Regions from separate parts of the Homo sapiens genome. Here region 1 is linked to region 2. The links are chromatin contacts, found by POLR2A ChIA-PET in ENCODE. All regions are on one chromosome and are shown on one strand. Each heading gives the region's core, a stretch centred on a gene start or an enhancer-like site at or near the end of the contact. The rest is flanking DNA. Distances are from core to core; before and after follow the strand shown.

Evidence for each region. ChIA-PET counts read pairs that join two places held with the same protein, here RNA polymerase II (POLR2A).
Region 1: POLR2A ChIA-PET joins it to region 2 with 10 read pairs in HepG2. The contact joins the enhancer-like site here to the promoter of TAF3 in region 2. POLR2A ChIA-PET finds 5 or more read pairs at or near these places in 4 of 52 experiments (Caco-2, HEK293, HepG2 and 1 more).

The regions. Positions count from the first base shown.
Region 1 is chr10:7,929,361-7,936,305 of GRCh38, reverse strand. The region is part of intron 2 of TAF3 (TATA-box binding protein associated factor 3); the gene reads right to left. Among named protein-coding and RNA genes, the nearest start is that of TAF3, 110 kb to the right of the region's middle. Within about 2 kb of position 3,940, at least 2 of the 41 ENCODE cell types and tissues checked have a DNase peak (open chromatin) inside an H3K27ac peak, as active enhancers do.
Region 2 is chr10:7,816,389-7,823,645 of GRCh38, reverse strand. It overlaps TAF3 (TATA-box binding protein associated factor 3), which reads right to left and starts at 5,141. Exons shown (of 7, transcript NM_031923.4): 1 at 4,771-5,141. The coding sequence starts at 4,936. LOC105376392 (a long non-coding RNA gene) reads left to right here and starts at 5,283. Exons shown (of 3, transcript XR_001747356.1): 1 at 5,283-5,394. RefSeq lists enhancers at 4,429-4,946, 5,075-5,134, 4,947-5,465.

The DNA of each region.
Region 1 (6,945 bases), core at 2,691-5,190, 110 kb before region 2:
AATGCCTAGTAAATTACAAAAAAGAAAAAGAGAAATGAAAAATTTCAATTAAGCAAGGATTGTTTTACTTCAGGAAAATATTGTTACTGTGCTTGTTTCATTCCCAGAGTCTTGAAAGCAACGCGCACACAGCTAATGCTCTGTCTTCAGGGCCCGTCTTCCTTGTTGTCCCCTGGGTTCACGTGTTATTTGAATACTGTGGTTAGAGTCACGTCTTCTCTCTGTTTTACGATACAATCACACTAGTCCAGGACACCGCCGTGTCTCTTAGATTATCCCCACAGCCTCCATCAGGACTTGCTGCTTCCCTCCGTGAGCCCCTACAATCGGCAGCCCAAATGAGACTCGAGAGTGCTCTACTCCTCCACGCAGGGCTTCCCCGAGCTTCCCATCTCCCAATCCTACCTGAAGCCCTCGTCATGGTCTATAAACACCCTCTGTACTAGGCCATTTTTATCTCCCTCTCCCTCGTTCAGGTCCAGTTGCACTTTTCTCCTGAATCAATGAGAAGTCTTCAGCCTCAAGGCCTGGAATCTGCGCTTCCTCTCTTTGGAATGTGCTTCCCCAGTGGACCTGTAGGGCCTCTCCCTGATTCCCGTAAGTCCCTATTTAATTCTCACTTATCAGAGCCCCCTTCCCTGAATATCTAAAATATGAACCCCCCAGTATTCTCTGGCCCTCTACTTAGCTTTAGCTTGCTTGCTTTATTTATTTATTTATTTGAGACGTTGTCTCTCTCTGTCACTCAGGCTGGAGTGCAGTGGCGCGATCTCGGCTCACTGCAAGCTCCGCCTCCCGGGTTCACGCCATTCTCCTGCCTCAGCCTCCTGAGTAGCTGGGACTACAGGCGCCCGCCACCACGCCAGGCTATTTTTTGTATTTTTAGTCAAGACGGGGTTTCACCATGGTCTCGATCTCCTGACCTCGTGATCTGCCCGCCTCGGCCTCCCAAAGTGCTGAGATTACAGGCATAAGCCACCGCGCCTGGCCGCTTTATTTTTCTTCTATTTATTTATTTATTTATTTATTTAGAAACAGAGTTTTGCTGTTGCCCAGGCTGGAGTGCAGTGGCACGATCTTGGCTCACTGCAACCTCTGCCTCCCAGGTTCAAGCGATTCTCATGTCTCACCCTCCTGAGTAGCTGGGATTACAGGCGCGCACCAGCACGCACAGCTGATTTTTGTATTTTTAATAGAAATGCGGTTTCACCATGTTGGCCAGGCTGGTCTTGAACTCCTGACCTCAAGTGATCCACCGTCCTTGGCCTCCAGAAGTGCTGGCATTACAGGCATGAGCCACTGTGCCCAGCCTCTTCTTAGTATTTATTAATATTTATTGTTTTATGTGTTTTTTCCCCCAGACAAAGCTTCATGACGGTACAGACTTTGGTTTTATTCACTGATGTATTTTCAGCACCTAGAACATGCCTGCCGCATGGGAGGGGCTCAATGAATATTTTTGAAATGAATAGATTAGTTAGTAAACTGATCGCATTTGATGTTTACAACTGCAATTATTACTGCTCTATATCATAGTACTTTTAAATATTAAAGGAAGGGAGGTGGGGTGCAGTGGCTCACACCTGTAATCCCAGCACTTTGGGAGGCCAAGACAGGTGGATCACTTGAGGTCAGGAGTTCAAGACCAGTCTGGCCAACACGGTGAAACTCCGTCCCTACTAAAAATACAAAAATTAGCCAGGCGTGGTGGCGGGTGCTTGTAATCCCAGCTACTTGGGAGGCTGAGGCAGGAGAATCGCTTGAACTTGGAAAGCAAAGGTTGCAATGAGCTGAGATCGTGCCACTGCACTCCAGCCTGGGTGACAGAACAAGACTCTGTCTCAAATAAATAAATAAATAAATAAATAACAGTAAGATAAAAGAATGGAAGGACATTAAGATTTTTATATAAGGACGGAATGCCTACCACATTTCATTGAATCTAAGATGTCATCAATTATAAGACACACTTATTTTACGTGCCATTAACGAAAAAACTCCTGCCAATTAAATTCTGACAATGCATTTTTATCACTTAGGGATTTTATTTTAGACTAACTGAACACTTACTTAGATTTTCTTAATAGATCGCTCATCCATACATTTAAAAAAAAGTGAAGTAAGTTGGTTAAGGTAGTCCTAAAAGTTCTTTCCTTTCAGTTTCTAATTCTTCCGAATGATTTTTCAACCTTGAGTTGTCAGAATTCATGCCTTGCCTCACAGTATCAATCTCTACGCTATCGAGAGTGTTAGAAAGGTGGCATTTTGTGCTCAATGAGCATCTCTGGGATTTTCCTACAAGCCATTGACACTCATTCTGCAGGTTTCGGTGCATGTGTGCAGGCGGTGACGACCATGTCATGACAGCTGCCAGGCAGTGACTGTGAGATGCATCTGGATTTCAGAAATGCTAAAATCGGGGGGAAAACGTGCATCTTTGAATCCATAAAACATGTTTTCTTCTCCAATATTATAATAGCCAAAGAACAGGCTTAAGATGATTTCCATAATTTCATAGTCTATATATTGTACATTCTTTTTCTGTATGGGCTTTTTTCTTTTGTTCCCTGCCCCTTTGAGAATTGAGGATTACAGCAGAAAGAATCATCACTAGAGACCTATGAAAGACAGCACTGATGTGTATATGTGCATGTGCAAACGTTGAGGACATTTTCACTATCACTTCACCACTGTGAATACTGTCCTACTTTTCTTTCTACTTGGATTTGGGGAGGAGGGAAAGACAGGATGAGAAGGAGAGACAGGAAACCCAGCACAGAAACTCCCTTGAAGATGTTATCACAACTGAAACAGTCACCTTCAGTCACACATCTGCTGTCCAATAGCCCAAGTGAAGTGTCACCAATGGTTGCATCAGAGCTCGTCGTGCAGCCTTTGGCTCCACACTGGATATTTCCCTTCCTCAGGTGGGTGCCATGCATGAAGCTACTGCTCTGGGGAGATGCAGAGTGAGCAAGATGTGATCTAACTCTTTCCACTATGTGCCTCTGATCTGGAATTTAATTCATGTAAACACTTGTATGTTCAGTGAGCTGACATTTTAAAAAGCAAAATGCCATAGCGTTTGCATTCCTACAGTGAATTTCTATGTACATGTTAACTGTTTCAATAACATGAAATATAAAGGTAATCTTGAAGAGAATATAATACCTACTTATTTCAAAGTAGCCAGGTATTTTTTTTTTTGTTTGCTTTATCTTATCCCCCCTTCTTTTAAGGCAGTAGGCTATTATATCCAACTATAAGGATTTAGGCAGAATTGGGTTTCCTTCTAGTCTTGCTCATTTAATATTAAGTGGAACACAGGCTGGGCACAGAGGTTCACGCCTGTAACCCTAGCACTTTGGGAGGCCAAGGCGGGAGGATCACTCGAGCCCAGGAGTTCAAGACCAGGCTGGGCAATATATTGAGATCCCCGTCCACACAAAAAAATTTAAGAATTAGCTCGGTGTGGTAGTGCATATCTGTATTACCAGCTACTCTAGGGGCTGAGGTGGGAGGACTGCTTCAGCCTGAGAGGTCGAGGCTGTAGTCAGCCACGACTGTGCCACTGCACTCTAGCCTGGATGACAGAGCAAGACCCTCTCTCCAAAAAAAAAAAAAAAAAAAAAAAAATTAAGTGGAACATAAATCAACGTCAGCTACACACTTGTATTTTGGACTAAGAATGGGGTTAACACAACTGATCTTTACATTGGGAGTACTTCAAGTTAGAGAATACAGGAATGCTTTGTTTTGACTGGTGATTCTGGTTACTCATTTAAAACATGACCCCAGACTCATAATCAATCTCTCTCCTCCCTCTCTCACACCCTGCTTCTCTTTCTCTCAGTCTGTCTCTTGACCTTTGGATATTTGCTGTAAAAAACACTGAATCAGTACTTCCGGCATGTGTGCTATCTGCTGGAACACTAGCTAGTTGAGATGCCATTCCCTCTCTGTGGTGGACTGTACACACAGTATTCCATGAGATTTTTGTGTTTTCCAAGAAGCGGGGAAAAGAGAATTATCTGCCCAGGTGAAAACTGACACTACCCTTTAGTGCACAGGTCATTCCTTATAATATTTTAAATAGGATCAATTGTCACACTGACTGATAGAGGTAGCATGTTCACCTCCTTTTACTTTTTAAAACAGTGACTATACTCCCAGTATTGAATATGCTCCGAGTTAAATTTCTAAGACTCAGTTTTTCCAAGAAGTAACTAAAACATAAATCCATAGGGGATCTCTGCATTTCTGTATCTCTATATAGGGTGGTATAATAATTTGCTTGAATAAAAGTAATTATAGGAAAATATATTCTGGTTGCGTATCTCTAGCACTTTGTACTCCTCAAGACCCAGTACATTTCTATTATTTCATCTGCCACATTACATTGTAATGAATTCATTTCTGTTTTTGTCTTATCCATGAGGCCAAAGACAACAAAACAATACTTTGAGCAGGTAGGAACTGTCAGTCATTTGTATATCTAGTCCTTTACATATAGTTAACTGCCCAGAAATGTTTGTGGATTAAATGAAATAAGCACTCAGTATTAATACTTGTTGCCTGATTGACTACCCAGAACTAATTTACGTAATAAAATTGCAGAACATACAATGAGATTTGAAAACATAACATGGGCTTTTTATCTAAGAAATCCATTTAAGACTCTTCAAGGTATAATTACCATTTTCTTGCTTTTAGAACCTTCATGAAAATCTGTGGTCTGTTTATTTTACAGTTTCATTATGTCAGAAGTGTAGAATATTGAGAATCTGTCCCTGTGGTCTACCAGACTTAAATGATGGGCTGAAATTCCCCGAGATGCAATGTCACAATTAACAAGAATTTCAAGTATCCATGGAAAATCTATCGCAGGGGAAAATAGTAAGGGGACTCTGTCATAATGAATTTCAGGGTCAGCAGGAAAATAAATATGGCATAGTGGTTAGGAACAGAGTTTCTTGGGGTTCAAGGACCAAGTTTGCCATTGATCAGCAGTAGCACACACAGAAGTTACCTGACTTCACGGTGACTTCATTCATCATCAGTAAAATGAAGATAATAACAAAACTGACTCTGAGTTATTATGAGGGGTGAATTAAATGAGATAATGTGATACATATTAAACACTCGATGCATTTTGACTACCATGCAGGTGGATTAATCAAGTATAATATCTAAATAAAGCAAAAATTAAAAACACCAGGCAATGTTACTATTATTATAGTATTAGATGCTTTTACTGGCATCAGATGGCAACAGACTTCACTGGTACTGTAGAGTCAAATTAAGTTCTTCTTGTTCTATTTATAGTGTGCAGCACAGATTTGGTAGAAACAATTCTGGAAAGACAAACTTGTGGGACTTATAAAGATCCTTTTCCTTCTAGAGATAGTAACATCTTATAGGTGCTACAAAAATATAAGCCCTTATATTTTTATATACAAAAGTATAAAAAATATATATTATAGATAGCAATATCCTCTGCTACTTTTGTAGTGATAACAGAAAAAAAAATGGATACCAGTATCGAGTATATCTATAGAACTGCTGACTATAAATTAATCAAAATTATTTTCTCACCTGGATTCTATTTCTTAGGGAATACATGACCTACTCTGATCAAATGGCGCTTAAAAATATTGATGACTGTACTCAGGTACTTTTCCCTTAGTGTCCAACATAAAATAAATTTGACTGCCAGCTACTATATAGAATTAAGTTCCCATTAACTAAACAAAAAGAAGCAATTGTACTGTAGTTTAATGCACTCCTTATAGCTTTAGAAAGGCACTGAACATATACATTTACCTTTTGTTCCAGAAGATTGTGTTAGAGGAGCAGAAAAATCAATTTGTACTCCCTACTCTAGAAATAGGGCTGTACGAGTCTATATACTAAATGGTCTGACATTTAGCATTACTCACTAATAACCTATTCATGGATGATTAAGAATTTGTTATATATAATTCAAGTAAGTATTTCTCTTTTTCCTCCCTTTCTACCCACCCACCTCTTACCTACATATGTATCTTGCTTATGTAACTGCTGGCCTTTTAGGATTTCTCTTAGGCTGTATCTTTTTGTTTGTTTGTTTTGAGAGGGTGCTACTCTGTTGCCAGGTTGGAGCGCAGTACCACAATCACGGTTCACTGCAGTCTTGACTTCCCTGGGCTCAAGTGATCCTCCCGCCTCAGGCTCCTAAGTAGCTGAGACCACAGGTGTGTGCCACCCCACTTTGCTATTTTGTTTTTGGTAGGGTCAGGGCCTCCCTATCGTGCCCAGGCTGGTCTTGAAGTCCTGGGCTCAAACAATCCTTCCACCTTGGCCTCCCAAAGTGCTGGAATTATAGGTGTGAGCCACCACGCCTGGCCCTAGCCTGTATCTTGAATACTTATACAGACATGTAATTTCTTACTTGGACCTACTCTTACTGTTCTCTTTTCTTGTCATGCCTGGACATTTTTTTTTTCCATCTTACCACTTTAGAACCACTGTAAAATTAAAGCCTAGATCTAAAATGAGCAGAAAGAGTACTCCATATTCTTATTTATTGGTAATGTTGATTAAATAATGTAACCTTATTATATTTTATACAGATAAGCAATGTGAACATTAAAAAATATATAGGGCCAGGCACGGTGGCTCACACGTGCAATCCCAGCACTTTGGGATGTTGAGGTGAGTAGGTCACTTGAGTCCAGGAGTTTGTCTATAAAATCACAAAAATTAGCCGGGTGTGGTGGCACACGCCTGTAGTCTCAGCTAACCTGGAGGCTGAGACAGGAAGATCACTTGAAGCCAGGAGATGGAGGCTGCAGTGAGCCAAGATCAGGAGCACTCCAGCCTAGTTGACAAAGCCAGACCCTATCTCAAAAAACAAACAAAAACAAAAACATCCATAATCCTACCATCCAGAGGTACTACTTCCTT
Region 2 (7,257 bases), core at 3,892-6,391:
AAAAAAAAAAAGAGATGGCATCTTGCTTGTTGCCCAGGCTGAAGTGCAGTGGTATGATCACAGCTCCTTGCTGCCTCAAACTTCTAGGCTCAAGCGATCTTCCCCTCTCAGTCTCCTGAGTAGCTGGGACTATAAGCACATGCCACCATGCCTGGGTAATTTTTTTTTTTTTAATTTTGTAGAGATGAGTTCTTGCTATGTTGCTCAGGCTGGTTTTGAACTCCTGGCCTCAATCAATCCTCCTGCCTCTGCCTCCCAAAGTGGTGGGATAACAGGCATGAGCCAATGTGCCTGGCCTTTTTTTTTTTTTTAATCATCAAATAAGTAGTGTGCTGTGCTGACAAAGTCAATGTTGGTTACATTTCCTCTGTTGTTCCCTGATGCATCTGCAGAATCTTAAACAGTGGCTGGCACATAGCTGGCACTCAATAAATACCTATTGAATGAATTATACCATTAAATCAATTTTTAAAATCTAAGAATATTTACAAAGAAGGCTTAGATCATAAAAGTTTGGTTTTTGTTCGTTTTTTGAGACAGGGTCTCACTCTGCTGCCCAGGCTGGAGTGCAGAAGGGCAATCATGGCTCACTGCAACCTTACCTTCCCAGGCTCAAGCCATCCTCCTACCTTCACCTTCTGAGTAGCTGGGACTACCAGTGCACCACCAACATGCCTAGCCATAAAGATAATTTATCTATAAATTTTCAAATGTAATTAGAAAACACCACATAAAACAGAGATAAAAAGTTAGATATAGAGATTTTTTTCTTTACAAAAGCAAGTTTTTCTTATGCCTATTCTTAGCAGAGCTTAAGGTCTCTACATCTTTAAAAATGTCTATGAAAATTCCATTTTCTGATTTTCAATAGCCTAAAGGATTTAACTGAAATCCTGACTTTTTAACTGAAATCCTGAAATTTGATCACTTCAAACTCAGTATGTCTGAAATTAAATCACACTGTAAAATGAAAAAGAATCCAAATATTGCTAGAATTGGACGCATGTGTAGTAATGCATACAGAAACCTCTGGAAGGATATTCAGCCAATGGTTAACAGTTCGAGGGGTGGAAGCTGCAGTAGAGGCGAGGGCTGTGGTGGAAGCAGGAGACTGACTTCTAACTCCACATACTTCTGCAGTCTTTGATTTTTTTTTTCTATAAGTATGGGTTACTTCTGTGATGCATTAAAAAAAGAAAATAAATAAAACGAATACTCTTCTTCTTACTGAATGTAAACAGGCATTTCATCTCTTCTATTCCTATTAAAGCTATTATTACTCTCTCAGTCTAAAAAATATAATAATCTTAAATTCCTCCATATGCTTTGCAGCCTCAAACCAAAACCTGGTAGTTTCTAACCCTGTCCCCGTCCCCTTCGGCCACCTTTTTTTTTTTTTTTTAACCATGATTTCAGATTTTTTTCCTTTCTCTCTATTCTTACTGTCACTATCTCAGTATAGTCTCAAGTTCTGCCCACTTCAATCTCTTATGCACATCACTGTCAGTACAATTTTCTTAAAATACCACTTTAATCATACTATTCCCCTACTTAGGAGTATGCAATGTTTTCTACTACATGTTTTAATTCTTTTGTCTAGCTTTCAAGTCCTTCCATAACCTGATCTCACTCTGTTGAACATTTTACTCAGACACCCTTGGAATGAACTAGCTGCATAGGGAGCTGAACACCTTACTGGTACTTTTATTATGCTTAATCTCACCTGGACAGCTTAGTTTATGTGATTCTCTAAGCTGGAATACTCTATACCTTTATACAACCATACTTCACAGCTCAACTCAAATCTTATCTTTTCTGTGAAGTAATCCTACCCCAGAATCTATAGCCTACAGCCATCTCTCCTCTTATCCCTTTTACATTTACTCCCTGTACCATGCAAAAAAATATTACAGTACTAGTGTTGAAGAGTCAGTCTGAAAGATTTAGCACCTGCTTTCAGTACATGCCAACATATTTAACATATAATGTGACACCGACAGAGACATCTGCCCTTGAATGCTTGGAGACATTGTTACCCTAAGGCAATTCTTAAGTTCATTATTTGTTCATTATTTGAATTAATGGTAACTTCTAATACTTGCTTTAACTTGAGAACATTTCTTTTAGAAGAAACAAACACCATCAGTTTGTTGTTTCCTGACATTCTGGAACTCTTGAACACACCTTATGGTCAGGGATTGTATCTTAGTAATTTTATGTCTCCAATGCCTAGTACAGGGGTTGGTTCGTAAGTGATGCTCAGTAAGTGTTTGTTAAAACAACAGAAAGGATTTAAAGGGGTGGAATACAAGATTCCATAGTGGTAACCTGGAGCTACAGAATTTGATTTTAGAATAAGGCTGGTATAGAAAAAAGAATCTAAAAATATCTAATAAGTATACCAAAATTAGCATTAAAAAAAAGTCACCAAATTACGTGGGAATAATGAACCTGACAATCTCATTCTCACTGAAACCAAGAAACTGGCTACGGAAACTTGGTAATTAGGAACAAGGTTTACACTGAAGAGCTGCAGTGACCCCTGGATGACTTTGGAATACCTAGTCACATAGAGTGGCAGCTCCCTTCTGTTTTGTATAAATGGCAGTAAAGGTAACTATGTATTCAGGAGACATTTTGAATATCTAAAGATACATGGTAGCAAACATAATCTGGACTATGCCTAGCCTAGCCTAGCCTAGCCTATCACTAACGGTATACTCAAGGACCACTGCAGCGGAGGCCAGAGGAAAAAGAAACAAAAGCCAGAAGAGTAGTCAGCTGGTGATGTACTTTCAAGATAAAAATGCACGCATATTACTTTGTGGTTCCACATTCAGATGTATCAGTGAGCTGGGCATGGTGGCTCATGCCTGTAATCCCAGCACTTTGAAATGCTGAGGCAGGAGGATCACTTGAGCCCAGGAGTTTGACACAAGCCTGAGCAATATAACCAGACCACATCTCTACAAAAAATAAAAAGATTAGCCAGGCATGGTGGCGTATCCCTGTAGTCCCAGCTACTTGGAAGGCTGAGGCGGGAGGATCACTTGAGCCCTGAAGTTCGAGGCTATAGAGAGCTAAGATCGCACCACTGCACTCCACGCTCGGCGACAGAGTGAGACCCTGTCTCAAAAGAAGAAGAGTAATAGAAGTATCAGTGAAATCAAGCATTCAAAACATATACATTTTTGGAACTCAATATGTAAAGTCAATAAGTGGCTTTTAGGGTAGTGGTTTATCAGTTCATTCATTTATTCAACAAATATTTCTCAGGTGCCTATTATATAATGGCCCTACAGGTTACAGAATACAAATATAATCAATTTTTCTCCTGGAGAGGGGAAAGAGACATACACAGGTGATTACAAAACAAGATGACAAATAATATAAAAGAAATATGCACAGAATTATGAAAGCAGATAACATGAGTTCCCTAGAGCAAGTGATAAGTGCATCTGAAAATAAAAGTAATACTATTGGTGGGCCACGGGCAAAGGACACTCTAGGTAAGAAACAGCACGCATGTAGGAATGGACAGCTTAAAACATTTTGGAAAAGGCAGGTAGCTCAGCGTGGTCGCAGATTAGCATGGCAGGCTGGCAAAAGGTAAGCAAAATGCTAGCTCACAAAGGGAACTGTGTACTGCTAAGAGTTTCGATTTTTAGCCTGTAACCAACGAAGTATAGTTAAAATGTTTTTAAGAATAATGACAGGATCAGATCTGTGCTATGGACAGATTATTTTGGCAGCCCTGTGGAAGCGGGAACGAAACTTGGGGCCTAAGAAATACAGCGTGTGTCTGTGAGTCTCAATTTTCCAGTATAGGAACCACTTTAACAAAACAAAATATCCTATGAAACACTTCATTCAGTTCTCCAGCTCACCACCTTAAACATCATGACTTGAAACTAAAATGAGTGGTAGTTTCCTCTCCTCAACAAACACACATACAATGCTTCACATCAACAAGATAATGTGGAGCTTCTATTAAAATATTCCATTCCTTCCATTAAATTATTAAATACCACTAGCTATAGATATTACCAGACATTCATTTAAAACTCATAAGTACTGTAGCCCAGATTACCTGGAGAATCTTGTCAACTGCCCACGGTCCCTCTATCCTACTTCGATAGCCACTGACATCTCACTGGTAACCGAGACGTAAGTGAAAGTACATCTAATCAGCGAAACTGACAAAGTCAGCCTTGGAAAAACAGTAAATGGAGATGTCGTTCACGAAACGAACAGATACAGAAAGACGAGGCAGTGTCCCTAACGGAGCAGAGCTGTCAACGAGTCTATGTAGTTAGGAGCCCAGGAATGGCCAGTCTTGTAAGAAACGGCCGGTAGACGGAGCGCCTGTGACAACTAGTTGTAGTAGTTTGCGGGCAAGGGAGAAAAAGGACCGAGGTAAAAGAGGGTGTAGGGCACGCTGGGGGTGGATCTACCCGCAGCAAACAGGAGACAATGAGAGAGATCCAGACACAATTCAGAGCGGAGGAGCGGTAGGAGGGTGTGGAGCTGGGAGCGAAGACCCGACTCCCGGGCTGGTGGCGGGAAGTTAGCGGATAAGGAAGAGGCACCCGAAGGATGACTAGAGTTTGGAGCGGCAGTGGAAGCCCAGGGACGTGGGAGGCCGAGGAAACAGCAGATCTCGAGGCGGGGTGCGGGATGCACACCCCGGGGACGCGGAGGGACAGGGAGAGCGAAGGTGTCACCCTTGACTTGCCGGGGCAGCCCTCCCGCACCCAGCCCGGTACTCACAGAGCTCAGAGTACCGATGGCAGCCCCGGCCCAGCTGCTGCAGATAGCGCTGCAGCACGTCCGTGAGGAGGTGGCAGGCGCTGAGCTGCACCGAGTCCCAGCCCAGCGCCTGGCAGATCTGCGCCACCGAGACCCTCAACAACGACCTGGAGTAACTCTCGCACATCCCGCTGCGTGGACGCCACCGCAGCCCTTGCTGCCACTGCTCTCCAGCCCCGCCGCCAGACCTTAGCAGGGTCCCCGATTCATCCTCTAGGGCTTCCGCGGCGGGGAAAGGGTCCCCCGGACCCCCGGCGACCACCTCAAAGCCCCAGCAGCACGGAGCGCGCCAGCCTGAGAGCCGCCATTTTGGACTCGCTCCGCCTCCCGCTGGACGGCCGCCGGGGCGAGGCAGCATAAGCCGAATGCCGAGCGCGGCGATGAGAAAGCTCCGCCCCTTGGGAGCGGAACGATTCCTCGGGATCGCCTCTGAGGCCTGGAAGCCGGCCGGAAGCGGGCGTGGGGCGCGCAGGTGGAGGAGGCGCCCAGGGCGGCAGGTGCTGGGGCGCTCACCTGGGGGACAGCGGTGACGAAAACGCCAGTGTTTTAGAGGCAAACGAGGGATCTGGGATACGACATTGACAGGTTAGAGAGTTAGCACTAATAACGTTAGTCATATTAGAGAGTTATGTGCTAGAGAGAAGTTTGGGGCGTGGGAACTTACGGAGCTCGCCAAACGCAGACCTGCGCTGGTGTTGCCTCAGCTAAAAATCTGTGTATTGAGCTGCTTGCCACTGCAAAGATTAAATAAAGTCCAAGCTGTTCCGCATGCCCTTCAAAGCCCTTCGCAATAGGGCAGGAACTAGGAGGACTCTGTGCCAAATTAATGGGGGCCTCAAAAAACTCAGTCATCAAGATCGATAATATTTTAACAGTTTTTTTAAAAAAATCCAAATCCATGCCATAAACTCCTGACTCACTCATGTCATTCTAATCCCAGCCCTGGTTCCAATAAAACTTTTTTTTTTTTTTTTTTTTTAAAAAAAACAGGTAAGCTGCCTGTGGGCTATAGTGTGCGATTTGAGCATCGCGGCTGTGACCTATCGGGGGATGGGGACCTCGGCTGCCTACAGAGGCCAAACCGAGCCTTAAACCGGTGTCGCAGGCCGAGTGTCCTGGGAACGGTTGCCTACCCCAGAGCCTTCTCCCAGCTCCATCCAAGTATTGCCAGAAATCGGATTTAGGGATAAATATCTTGATTTTTAAATACAGAATTGGGAACACATCTCAAAAGCCAAACTGATCCCACGGTTAGTCTAGATTCAGCCTGCAGGTCGCCCGATTGTAGTGGCTGAACTATGCGGTTTCTTAAATATGCCCTTCTGTACTTATCACAGTGTATTTAGTTTATGTGCTCCTCCAATAAATTGCGAGTTTATGAGTGGCTCTATATTCCTCCGACAGGGACTATTCCAGAACTTTGAACATGATATTCACATTTTTCAAAGTCTGGGAAACTCAATAATAGAACTGAAATTATGGTTCTTCAGCTAAATGACGATCTGCAGAGAAGCAAGGTACTAAAGGGCAAGGTGCCTGCATTTACTCCCTGGACACTCTGTCCCCAAGTTATCAGGAACATTGTGTTGCTAAATCTATGAGACATTTTTCAGTCCTAGCCGTACTTGATTATTTTGTAGCTATTTGATAATGTTGAACGCTTCTGTAACATTGAAACTCTCTTGCGCCTTGGATTTCACAAATCTGTCCCGCTACCGCCGCCACCCTGGGTGTTTGTTCCTCTTCATTTGCCTTTCTGTGTATAGGGGAGGGGATTTTATTTCGGAAAATTTCAAACCTACAGAAAAGTTGAAACAAAATCATAGACTCACGTGTACACTTCAACTAGATTCACCAATTGTTAACATTTTGCCAATTTACTATATATTTTGTATTTATATATGCACGCAGGTATTTTTTTTCCAGCAGTTTGAAAATAAGCTGCAAACTTCATGACACTTAACCCCACCACACCTCGACATGTATCACCCCAAAACAAGAACATTCCCCCACATAACTATACACAAGACCATATGTCACAGGCTTGGTTCCCCAGGAAGTCAACTCTGAAATAGAGATGAGCCTGCAGAAAGTTCATTGAGGGATCCTCCTGGGACTTGGGGGAAGGAGTGAAAGCCAGGGTGCAGTGAATTCCTTGGCAAGAAAGCCTCAGCCAAGCCAATGCCATAGTGTGCAGAAGCTGGAGTGGCCCTTCAGAGCTTCCCTGAATCCAAACAAGAAGACTGGACCTTTATATTCCCATAGGAACAGGTCACTGCATGAGGGCTACCTGGGAAAGGGTGTGTGCTCTCAGGCAAAGGAACACTGCAGCTGAGTCCATTCAATTCCAAGGACAGCTGAAGTCCTTCAGTCCTGAGGGGGCTCTGAGCAGTGGATTAGAGCATTCATCACAGTTCATCTATTTTACCCTCAGAGACACTTCTTGGT